2 separate regions of the Mus musculus genome follow, and region 2 is linked to region 1. Evidence: chromatin loops called from intact Hi-C (ENCODE). Cell type or tissue: left cerebral cortex. All regions are shown on one strand.

Region 1 (5,000 bases):
TTGGCAGGAGACTGGTTCCTAGACACAGACCATGTGACCTCGAGCCTAGGCCTTGAGCTCTCTGAGTCTCATCCATTCTCACCTCTGTGGCTCAGGTGGAGCACATCTCAGGCTAGGCTGCCAGGCCCTGACAGGTCTCCTTCCGGTCCCTCTGCCCACCCCCAGGCACACCATTCCCCAAGACCTTCCTGCAGGCAGTGCGCAAGATCCTGTCAAGGCTGTTCCGTGTGTTCGTGCACGTGTACATCCACCATTTCGACCGCATCGCCCAGATGGGCTCTGAGGCGCACGTCAACACCTGCTACAAGCACTTCTACTACTTTGTCACCGAGTTCAACCTCATTGACCCCAAAGAGCTGGAGCCCCTGGTGAGTGGGGGTGGGCACCATTACTCCTGCTGGGTGGGGTCCAGGCCACCACTACTCTGCTGCAGTGTTCTGGGCCAGCAGCCAGAGGGTGTCCTTAGCACTGGGTCACACAGGTGAGGAGACAGAGTATGATGGCAATAGTTGAGAAGGCGCAGGGCCTGGTTACCCCAAGGATCTCTGCTCCCCATGCTAGTAAGGCTCATATACTAATGGTGGGCATAGCCTGCCCTGCGTGCTGCCCTCCAGAACACAGAAGTCCTAGATGCTCTGGTTCACCACAGCAGAGAGGGTGCCGTGGTAGCCATCCCATCCCATGGGGCTCATATTAGCCATCCCATCCCATGGGGCTCACAGTGGGTAGAGCACTGGCCAGATAGCAGCGCACGGGACAGGCAGCCTGTGCTCCACCTCCTGGAGAACAAGGGGTGGATTATTGATTGATTGATTGATTTTCTTTTTCTGATCCTTTTCCATTCTATAACCTAGACTGGCCTATGATTCACCACATAGTCCACACTAGCCGGGAACCTGAGGTGATCCTCCTGCCTCAGCCTCCCAGGCGCTTGGATCATAGGTCTGTGCCATCATGCCTGGTCACAATCAACTTTAAAATGTTTTGTCTTTCTTTTTTTTTTTCTTTTCTTCCTTTTTTTTCTCTCTTTTTTTAAAGATTTATTTATTATTATAAGTAAGTACACTGTAGCTGTCAGATGCACCACCAGAAGAGGGTGGTTGTGAGCCACCATGTGATTGCTGGGATTTGAACTCAGGACCTTTGGAAGAGCAGTCAGTACTCTTACCTGCTGAGCCATCTCGCCAGCCCTCTTCCTTTTTTTTTTTTTAAAGACTTATTTGTAGCGTGTAATTATTAAAAAAACAATCCACCCCTGAACCACTCTGACATTCCCACTCATCCATCCCCTGAGGCTTATCTGCTTCGAACTTACTCTAAACCCTGACCCCATCTAAAGTACCAGTCAGATTTATAGCAGTAAATTCTTCATCCCCAAAATGCCCACACAGAGAACTCAAAACTCAGTTGATATTGACACAAGCCGCCCACCTCGATTGGACAAATTGCCCTGCATTACCTGTCGCTCTTCTGTGGTATCCATAGCTACCTGTGGCTATTTCAAGCCACATGTATCCAGTTCATCTTCCTCTCCTATAGGTTCCATCTTGTCACCTCATCTCCATCTCCCTCTCTGTCTTGTCTGTCTCTCTATACTTGTCTCTAAAACTCTCAGCCCACCTTCTTTTTCCACTGCCCAATCACAGGCTCTAGCCTTATCTTTCACCTGCCCTCACCTGCTTACAGACAGCAATCTACACTTACTTGTCTGTTTGTTTATTTGTCTTGTTAGGCCAGGGTTTCTCTGTGTAGCCCTGGCTGTCCTGGAACCTGGAACTCAGAGATCCGCCTGCCTCTGCCTTCCCAGTGCTGGGATTATAGACCTGGCTTGGTTTCTTTGCATTTTTTTTTCAAGACAGGGTTTCTCTGTATAGCCCTGCTATACCTGGCTGTAATGAAGATTCTAAGAAGTATACTTTGCTAAGCTTGCCCTGAGATTTCTAACTCTTATCCAGTAAAATACTGTAAGAAAGCATGCAAGACCCTCCACGATATTGCAGGGTCAAATCTGGGGCATTCTAGCTGTGAGAATGCCAGGGTTCCAGGAGGCTGAGTTTCTTTGAAACTCTTTGCCTCAGGACTGCTTCCAGGTTTCCAAACCTGTAATGCGAGTCACTACTGGAGTGGATGTAGCAGTGTACAGTGCCACTGTGGCCAGAAGGGGGTGTGAGATCCTCAAAAACTGGAGCTTCAGACACTTGGAACTCTGGCCTGTTTCGGAACGGCCATGCACAGAGACTGAGCTGTCTCTCCAGCCTCGTGCTTTTTCTTTTTCTTTCTTTCTTTTTTTAAAATTTATTTATTATTATATCTAAGTACACTGTTGCTGTCTTCAGACACACTACAAGAGTGCTTTGGATCCCATTACAGATGGTTGTAAGCCACCATGTGGTTGCTGGGATTTGAACTCAGGACCTTCGGAAGAGCAGTCAGTGCTCTTAACCACTGAGCCATCTCTCCAGCCCCGTGCTTTTTCTTTTTAACTTTTAATTGTATTATATTTTTGTTTTTCTGTGTTGTGTATTTCTGCGTGTGAACATGGCTGACGTGGCATGCACCTGAAGGTCACAGGACAACTTGCAAGAGTTAGTTCTCTCTTTCCATTCTATGGAACCTGGGGCTCAAACCCAGGTAGTCAGGTTTGGGTGCAAGCATCTTTATTTCCTGAGCCATCTCACTGGCCCCACAGCCTGCTTCTGTAGTTGTTTTAAGACAGAATCTCATAAAGCCTAGGCTGGCCTTGAACTCGAGATCCCTCCTGCCCCTACGTCCCGAGCAATAACATGATAGATATGACCACGGCTCCTGGCTTGCCCACTTCCCACTGCTGACCTCTCTATCAAGCAGTGCTGGCCCATAGCCCAGGACCAGACCTCAGGTGGACTTAATCACAGCACATCACCCCAGATCAGTGGCACAGGCTCTGTCAGTCACAGGGAGCTGCCCCCACCCACCATGCCCACTGTTCAGCGTCTAACATGTCTTGGGTTGTATGAGGTCTTTGCTACCTGCTTCTTGTTTTCTGATACCTGCCTGGTCTCTACAGAAAGAGATGACATCACGGATGTGTCACTGAGGACCCCTCCCGTCCGCTGAGACTTGGGGAGACAACTGTGTGCAGCTCGTGTCTCAGGAGCATGGCACGCTCACTCACGCCACTGTCTGAGGAGCAGCAAGACCACAGCTTCCGCCCCCTCTCGTGGTGACTGTGGGCCCTGACTCTAACCCGTCCCCTTGCCGGCATCCAGGGCCTGAACTTGAACCTGGACACTGTGCTTTCAGCCACTGGGTTTACACTGTATGTGCCATGGCCTCCGAGAGGAGGCAGGATCTGGAGCCACTGCTAACCACCACTTGTCCCTTCTCCATGGCTCTCTGCCCTGACAGCTTTGTCCCTCACTTGCCAACCTGGAAGGGGAGGGGCCACCAGATGTCTTCTGTTTACAGCCACATTGTGTGTGGGTGACCACATAGGCAGCCAGCATACCTCCAAAGATGAACTAATGTGCCATGCCACCCCCAGCACCCCCAGGGCAGGACTCCCAGTATTGGGTGTTCTGGGGGTCTTTGTAGGTCAGGAAGGGTGCATACACTGCATGCCTATGATCCCAAGACTCTGCAGGCAGCTGCAAGGAGGATTGCTATAAACTTGAGGCCACCCTGACCTCCACAGTAATGGTCAGGCCAGCCAGGGTCTCATAACAAGATTGTCTTAAAAAAAAATGTAAAGGAGCCAGGCAGGGTGGCACAGGCCTTTGATCCTAGTCAGGAGGCAGTGACAGGCAGATCTGTCAATTCGAGGCCGGCCTGGTCTACACAGAGAGACCCTGTCTTAAAGAAACAAAACAAAACCGGTAAGGTTCTGCACAGTGGGGAGGTGTTTGCCACGTGAGCGTGAGTGCACATGTGTGACCCCCACACCCATGGAGGAGCCTGGGAGAGCCAGACATAGGGTGCCCAGGGGACAGGGAGAATCAGGCAGCCATGGGCTACCCCAGTGCGCAGCCACACAAACGCACACACAGACTGGCTCTGTTGTGAACACGGCTGGCTTCATTTCCTTTCTTTTTTTACATTGTTGGTTTGGTTTTGAAACTGGCCTGGAACTCACAGAGATCCTCCTGCCTCTGCATCCCAAGTGCTTTGTTAAAGATGTAAGGTACCAAACCCAAGTCTATTCAGAAATATTTTTGGTTTTGTTTGTTTGTTTGTCTTTGTTTTTGTTTTGAGACAGGCTCTTACTATGTAGCCCTGGCTGTCCTGGAACTTATTCTGTAGGCCAGACTGGCCTCCAACTCACAGATCCACCTGCCTCTGCCCCCAAGTGTCAGCCAGCTCATCTGGAGATTTTTGGGATTACTGATAACTGGTTTCTAGTGGCCACCCTCCTGGGAACAGTATCTGGGCTAACCTGGGATCCAGTAATGAATTCACTTGTGGCTCCCACCCTTAGATCTGCAGTTCCTGGAAGGTGGTGACAGGAACCTCTCTCTTCAGTGGCAGCCTATTGTGTAGCAAAACTATGTGTGTTGTGTGGCCCCTGTGGGCCACAGGACCAAACTCCAGCAGGTCCCTGTCTGTCATGCCATGGAGGGTGTAGCAGAATATGACTGTTCCCAGCTCCAACTTTTGAGCCTCATGGCCATTCCCTGAGACCTCTGCACTCTCAAGACCCTGAGGAATTCTGGTTACTTTTCCAGAGGCTGCCACTAAACTAAATGTGTACAGTTTAAGCTTGGTTGCCTGAGCCCAGGGCTGAGAGACACCCCTGGGTACTTCCCGAAGTCACTGTGCCCAATACCCAGCTCTGGAAGAATCAGGGACCAGCCCTCAAGGCTTGACTGAGTGTATTTCTCACCTGTAAGACTTGGCCACCTTGCCAAATCCCAGCAGCCCAGGGAGGGGTCCACCTGCCTCATTCACTCCCACCTCTGTGCCAGCCTAAGAATAAAGTGGTCCTCTCCATACTGCGGGCTGCTCCTTGTTGTTTCTGCCCAGCT
Region 2 (5,000 bases), 110 kb after region 1:
GTACACTGTAGTTGTCTTCAGACACCCCAGAAGAGGGCGTCAGATCTCATCTCCCTCTGTCTCTGAGCCTGGCTGACTGACACTCACTATGTAGCCCAGGCCTCAAACCTCACCACTGCTGGAATGACAGCCATGAGCCAGCATATCAGCTACAGCAAGTTAAAAACAAAGTAAAAAGGTGAGCATGGTGGTGCACACCTTTAATCCCAACACGCAGGAGGTGGAGGCAGAGGCAAGAGGAGCCCTGTGAGTTCCAGGCCAGCCTGGTCTAGGGACCTAGAGAGTTCCAAGAGGGCCAGGGCTAAGCAGAGAAGCCCTGTGTTAAAAACACCCCAAGAAGAAACGACTGCAGGTCTTTCCTTTACAGACTAAACTTGCAATGAAGCCATCATCTTAAATTCAGGATAAGATCCTGTGACCTCCCTGTGGCTCTTCTGCTCTGAGACCCAGTGCTTGTGGCTTCCACAGCACAGCACAGCACCTCAGTCAGCAGCACCCACAGGTATCCGTGGCTCGCTGTCCTACAGTTGTTCCTTAGTGTCTTCCCCTAGGCTCCTCACACACAGCCCTTCACCAAATGCTATCTGTAGTACCCCCAAGGTTGGCTAAGGCTGTGGCCAGGCTGCTCTCCCCGACATGCTTTCATGCCCTACGTGTAGTGGTTTCCTAGTCCAATTCAGGGCCACAAGGTCCTGGGGTCACCTCATGTCCCCACACCCAACTTAACCTCCAGCCAAGGGACCTAGGATTCCAGGGATGTCAGGGCACCCAAAGGCTCGAGGGGACAGGATCAGGCCTGCCACAGATGTCTCAAACATGGACATAGTCGTTGATAGCTGGTAGGACTTTCCTGTCTTTGAGGACCAATGGACCCAGCTGAGAGTAACAAAGGCCAGGGACCAATGGTTGCCCAAGGTTCAGACTTCCCCAGAGCCCACCGTGTCCTTGGACACAGGTCTCTATGACACAGCTACCTCCCTTATCCTGGATATATATATAATAGGGACCAGGACAAACATGTTGGGATGCTGGCCACCTTTGGTTCTGAGGCACCCATGTTGGATATTATTGTACATACACGCAAAAGTGGCTGACCTGCTCACTGGCTCAGAGGTTGCTCTCTTTTTCTTTTCTTTTTTTTTTTTTTTTAATATTTATTTATTATATGTAAGTACACTGTAGCTGTCTTCAGACCCCAGAAGAGGGCATCAGATCTCATTACAGATCTCATTACAGATGGTTGTGAGCCACCATGTGGTTGCTGGTAATTGAACTCAGGACCTCTGCAAGAGCAGTCTCGGTGCTCTTAACCGCTGAGCCATCTCTTCAGCCCTGTTTTTTTCTTTTTCAAGACAAGGTTTCTGTGTAGGTTTGGCTGTCCTGGAACTCACTCTGTAGACCAGGCTGGCCTCAAACTTATACAGATCCCCCTGCCTCTGCCTCCCAAGTGCTGGGATCAAAGGCATGGCCATCACTGCCCTGCTCTGCAACTTTATAGCCAAGAATAATCTTGATCTCCCGATCTTCCTGCCTCCACCTCGGAGCACTAGGCATAAAGGTGTGGATGACATGCCCAGATAATCAAAAATAAAAACCAAAACCAAGAGCCCGGCGGTGTTGGCACACACCTTTAATCCCAGCACTCGGGAGGCAGAGGCAGGCGGATTTCTGAGTTCGAGGCCAGACTGGTCTACAAAGTGAGTTCCAGGACAACCAGTGCTATAGAGAAACCCTGTCTCGAAAAACCAAAAAAAAAAAAGAAAAAAAGAAAACAAACAAACAAAAAAATCCCCACAAAACATAGTCCTATGAAGCCTGGTTCAGCTTCCTGCTTGTGTTGGATGCTGCCCAGGTTCAAGCTAAATCTTAGGGTCACTGTCCCCAACAAAAAGCACTATGCCTGGCTGGCTTCAGCCACATGAGTTGGGAGCAACAGTGACATGGATGGGTCTGTAGTCTCTGTTCCACCGGACCCAAGTCTGTGGATGTCCCCAGGGCATAGGTCAAAACAGGCACACTTTAAGTCTCCAGGAAGTGACAGGTCTCTGGGATCTCTGACTTTTCTGAGACCCAAGTGCCTGCCAGGGGCTCTCTTAGGCCCCCTGCATCTTAGCCCCATCCTTCATATAGGAACCCAAAGTTCTCAACGTGGTCCTTAATAGTTCACCTTTGGGGGACTGGTGTGGTGGTCACATCTTTAATTCCAGCACGCGGAAGGCAGAGGCACGCTGAGTTTGAGACCAGAATAAATTCTAGGTCAGCCAGAGTTGTGTCAAAAAAAAGACCTGAAATTTGTGTAGCCAAATGTTGGGTGTCAGACCTGTCCCCATAACTCCCGTAGATCCTTTATGAAAATAAAAACAAAGGACAAACCAGAGCTCCCCCGTGGGACTAGCAAGGACCAAGTGTTTGAGCCCTAGGGATACCATCAGAAAGAGTGACTTACCAGTACTCCTGTTCTTGTGGGAGCAGGCTGGATATTTTCCCAGAGTCCTCAGCCTTGACTGTGCCATCTGTAAGGTAGGGCGACTGTTTTTAGGTCTCTCCTGGGTCAGATCAACAACCGATCCACCTCGTGTCTGGGGCTTGGGGTATGAGGCTAATATGCATGAACGGTAATGGGGGGCTGCTACATGCAATGGCAGGATTAGCTCACAGCCGGCTCTCACAGGCTTAAGCCCTTAGGACACAAATGTGCTTGGGGCATGCTAAGTGGCACCACCTGGTGGTTGTACAACCAACCTTACTTACCACTCTAGCTGCTGTTAGGCGGGGCATCATGAATCAATTCATCCTGATGGCTCCTCTCTTCAGGTGGCGGGAGGGAGGGCAAAAGATCCCTTCAGAAAGCCACAGAAGCTGGGTCAGGATCGCAGGGTTCTGGTTGTTGGAGGGCAAGCAATGGAAAGATGGGTAGGTGTGTACTTCTGAACAACGTGGACTTGTGTAACCTGTCCATTTCTGTCCAGCTAGATTTGTGCAGAGGTCCCCCAGAGTATTCAACCTCTGTCGTTGAGGGACACGGTGTCAACACAAAGTATAGTGGGGCCTAGAGAAACATGGCCAACTCGACGGCAGAGCACTGGAACCTGACCAAGTCAGCTTGGGGTGCAGGTGGGGAAGGTAGAGATGACACCCAGAGCAAGGACCTCTGCCACCGGTTAGCCTCTGCTGGGGAATAAACATGATGGAGCTCGGACCGACAGACTGCTGTCGGTTGGGGTGCTTCGCCCCCTGGAGGCTGCGCGGGCCACTGCATGGCCTCCGCAACCCGGCGGGAGTTAGGAAGGGGCGGGAGCCTGGTCTCCTACTTCCGCGCAACCGGCGCCTAGGGCCTGGGGCTTTTAGGGGACCATCATTTCACAACTTGGTCGATTATCCATGGAAGTTTCCAATCGCTCCATTAGTCAGCCTCAGTTTCCCTGTCCCAGTCTCAAAGGGCCAGTGAGGGAGGGACGAAACAACCAGAACTCCAGTGTCCCTAGCTTCGCATAGATGACCGAGCCAGACCTTCTTATTGCAGCCCTGTTCACTTTTGCCATACCGGTTATCCACAGGCCTAGTGATTCTCGAGTCCCGGTGCGCAAAGACGAACTCTACAAACTCGATCAGCTAGGCAGGGTAGTGGGTACCCTACGCTCTCAAGTTCGACCTCCGGGATATTTTGTCCCCAAGCCAAGAATGGCATTGGGGACCCAGAGATGGGGAGTCAGGATTGGTGGGTTATTGCCCTGCTTCAAGGCCAGGAAGGAGGGGGAGGGTCGCGCACGTGGCCCGGGGGCGGGGCAGCGCGCTTCCGCACCCCCACCCTGGCCACGTGCGGATCGCACTCCCCACCCCATCCCCCGACACACACACCGCGGACAGGGGCGCGTCCCAGTGCCTGAATGTGGAGTGGGAGGAGGGACGAGTTGGGGAGGGGAGAGTTCCCGGCGACTGCGCACCGGGCACAGCGTGGTGGGCGCGCCGGGAAGAGGATGGAGCGCGCGCCCGGAGGAGGCGTGGCGCGCACTGGGGGTAGGAGGCGGAGCATCCGAGGCTGGGGTGGGGTGTGTGGGCGTGTCGCGGGGGTGGGCGTAACTCTCAAAGCCTTGGGAGGTGACGATCCGGGAAGGGCACTGGTGAGGGTAGTGCGTACCAGGCCAGGGGAACGATTTCCCTCCGTTTGGCTTGTTCTTACGTGGAGAGGGCACAATCCAGGGATTTGGGGACCCCGGGTGCTCTGCTGGTACACGAGGGGAGGGGGGGTTTGAAGTGCGGGAGGACCGGCAGCTGGCAGTGTGAGCTCCGCCCATCAGCGGTGGCGCGCGACTCTCTGGAGGACCGAGGGCGCGGCAGGAGGGGGCGTGTCCGCGGTGGGGAGAGGGCGTGGCTACTGAGCCCCGAGGGGGCGTCCTCCAGGAGGGGCAGGCTGCGGCCGCCCCCGCGGGCTCCGGTGCGTCAGGGAGCGTCAGGCGGGGCGGGGCGGGACTGAGCGCGGGCGGCGGCGGCGCGCCGGGGCCTCCTCCTCCCTTCCCTCCTCCGCCTCCCGCACTCTAGCAGCCGCTGCCGGCCGGACGGGCGTAGGTCCCACCGCCTCCGCTTCTCTCCCGCCGCCGATTCCGTGTCTCCGCGTCCTTGCCCGGCATGTCGGCGGCCGTGGCGTGTGTGGATTACTTTGCCGCCGACGTGCTCATGGCCATCTCCTCGGGAGCCGTGGTGCATCGCGGACGACCCGGCCCCGAGGGCGCGGGCCCCGCTGCCGGTCTGGATGTGCGCGCCACGCGCCGCGAGGCCACGCCGCCGGGGACCCCTGGGGCACCGCCACCGCCAGCTACGGCTCCGGGGCCGGGAGGCGCCACCGCTGCGCCCCACCTGCTGGCCGCCAGCATCCTGGCCGATCTGAGAGGCGGGCCGGTAGTCGCCACCGCAGCCAGCACCGCGGGGGGCACCTCTCCGGTCTCCTCCTCCTCAGCCGCTTCGTCTCCCTCTTCGGGCCGCGCCCCCGGCGCCGCCAAAAG

The links. Hi-C counts contacts between places; a loop is a spot of excess contacts. Peaks named below come from ENCODE experiments on the same cell type or tissue, not always from the same donor. Only the 100,000 strongest peaks of a DNase experiment are listed, where the experiment ranks them.
Region 2: it touches region 1 in a loop (2.9-fold over the local background); 28 of 42 quality-filtered maps call a loop at or near these places.

Annotation. Positions count from the first base shown.
Region 1 is chr10:80,685,220-80,690,219 of GRCm38, reverse strand. Mob3a (MOB kinase activator 3A) reads left to right here. Exons shown (of 4, transcript NM_172457.2): 3 at 166-368; 4 at 3,047-4,967. The coding sequence ends at 3,076. Among named protein-coding and RNA genes, the nearest start is that of Mknk2, 11 kb to the right of the region's middle. In left cerebral cortex, a CTCF peak has its summit at 2,165 (motif pointing right); a DNase peak (open chromatin) is centred at 2,166.
Region 2 is chr10:80,576,827-80,581,826 of GRCm38, reverse strand. Klf16 (Kruppel-like factor 16) reads left to right here and starts at 4,531. Exons shown (of 2, transcript NM_078477.2): 1 at 4,531-5,000. The coding sequence starts at 4,627. Gm26710 (predicted gene, 26710) reads right to left here and starts at 3,703. Exons shown (of 3, transcript NR_155863.1): 1 at 3,545-3,703; 2 at 2,752-2,880; 3 at 2,331-2,513. In left cerebral cortex, CTCF peaks have their summits at 34 (motif pointing right), 2,725 (motif pointing left) and 3,243 (motif pointing left); DNase peaks (open chromatin) are centred at 3,587, 4,066, 4,348, 4,886 and 2 more places; H3K4me3 peaks cover 1,778 bases; H3K27ac peaks cover 2,707 bases.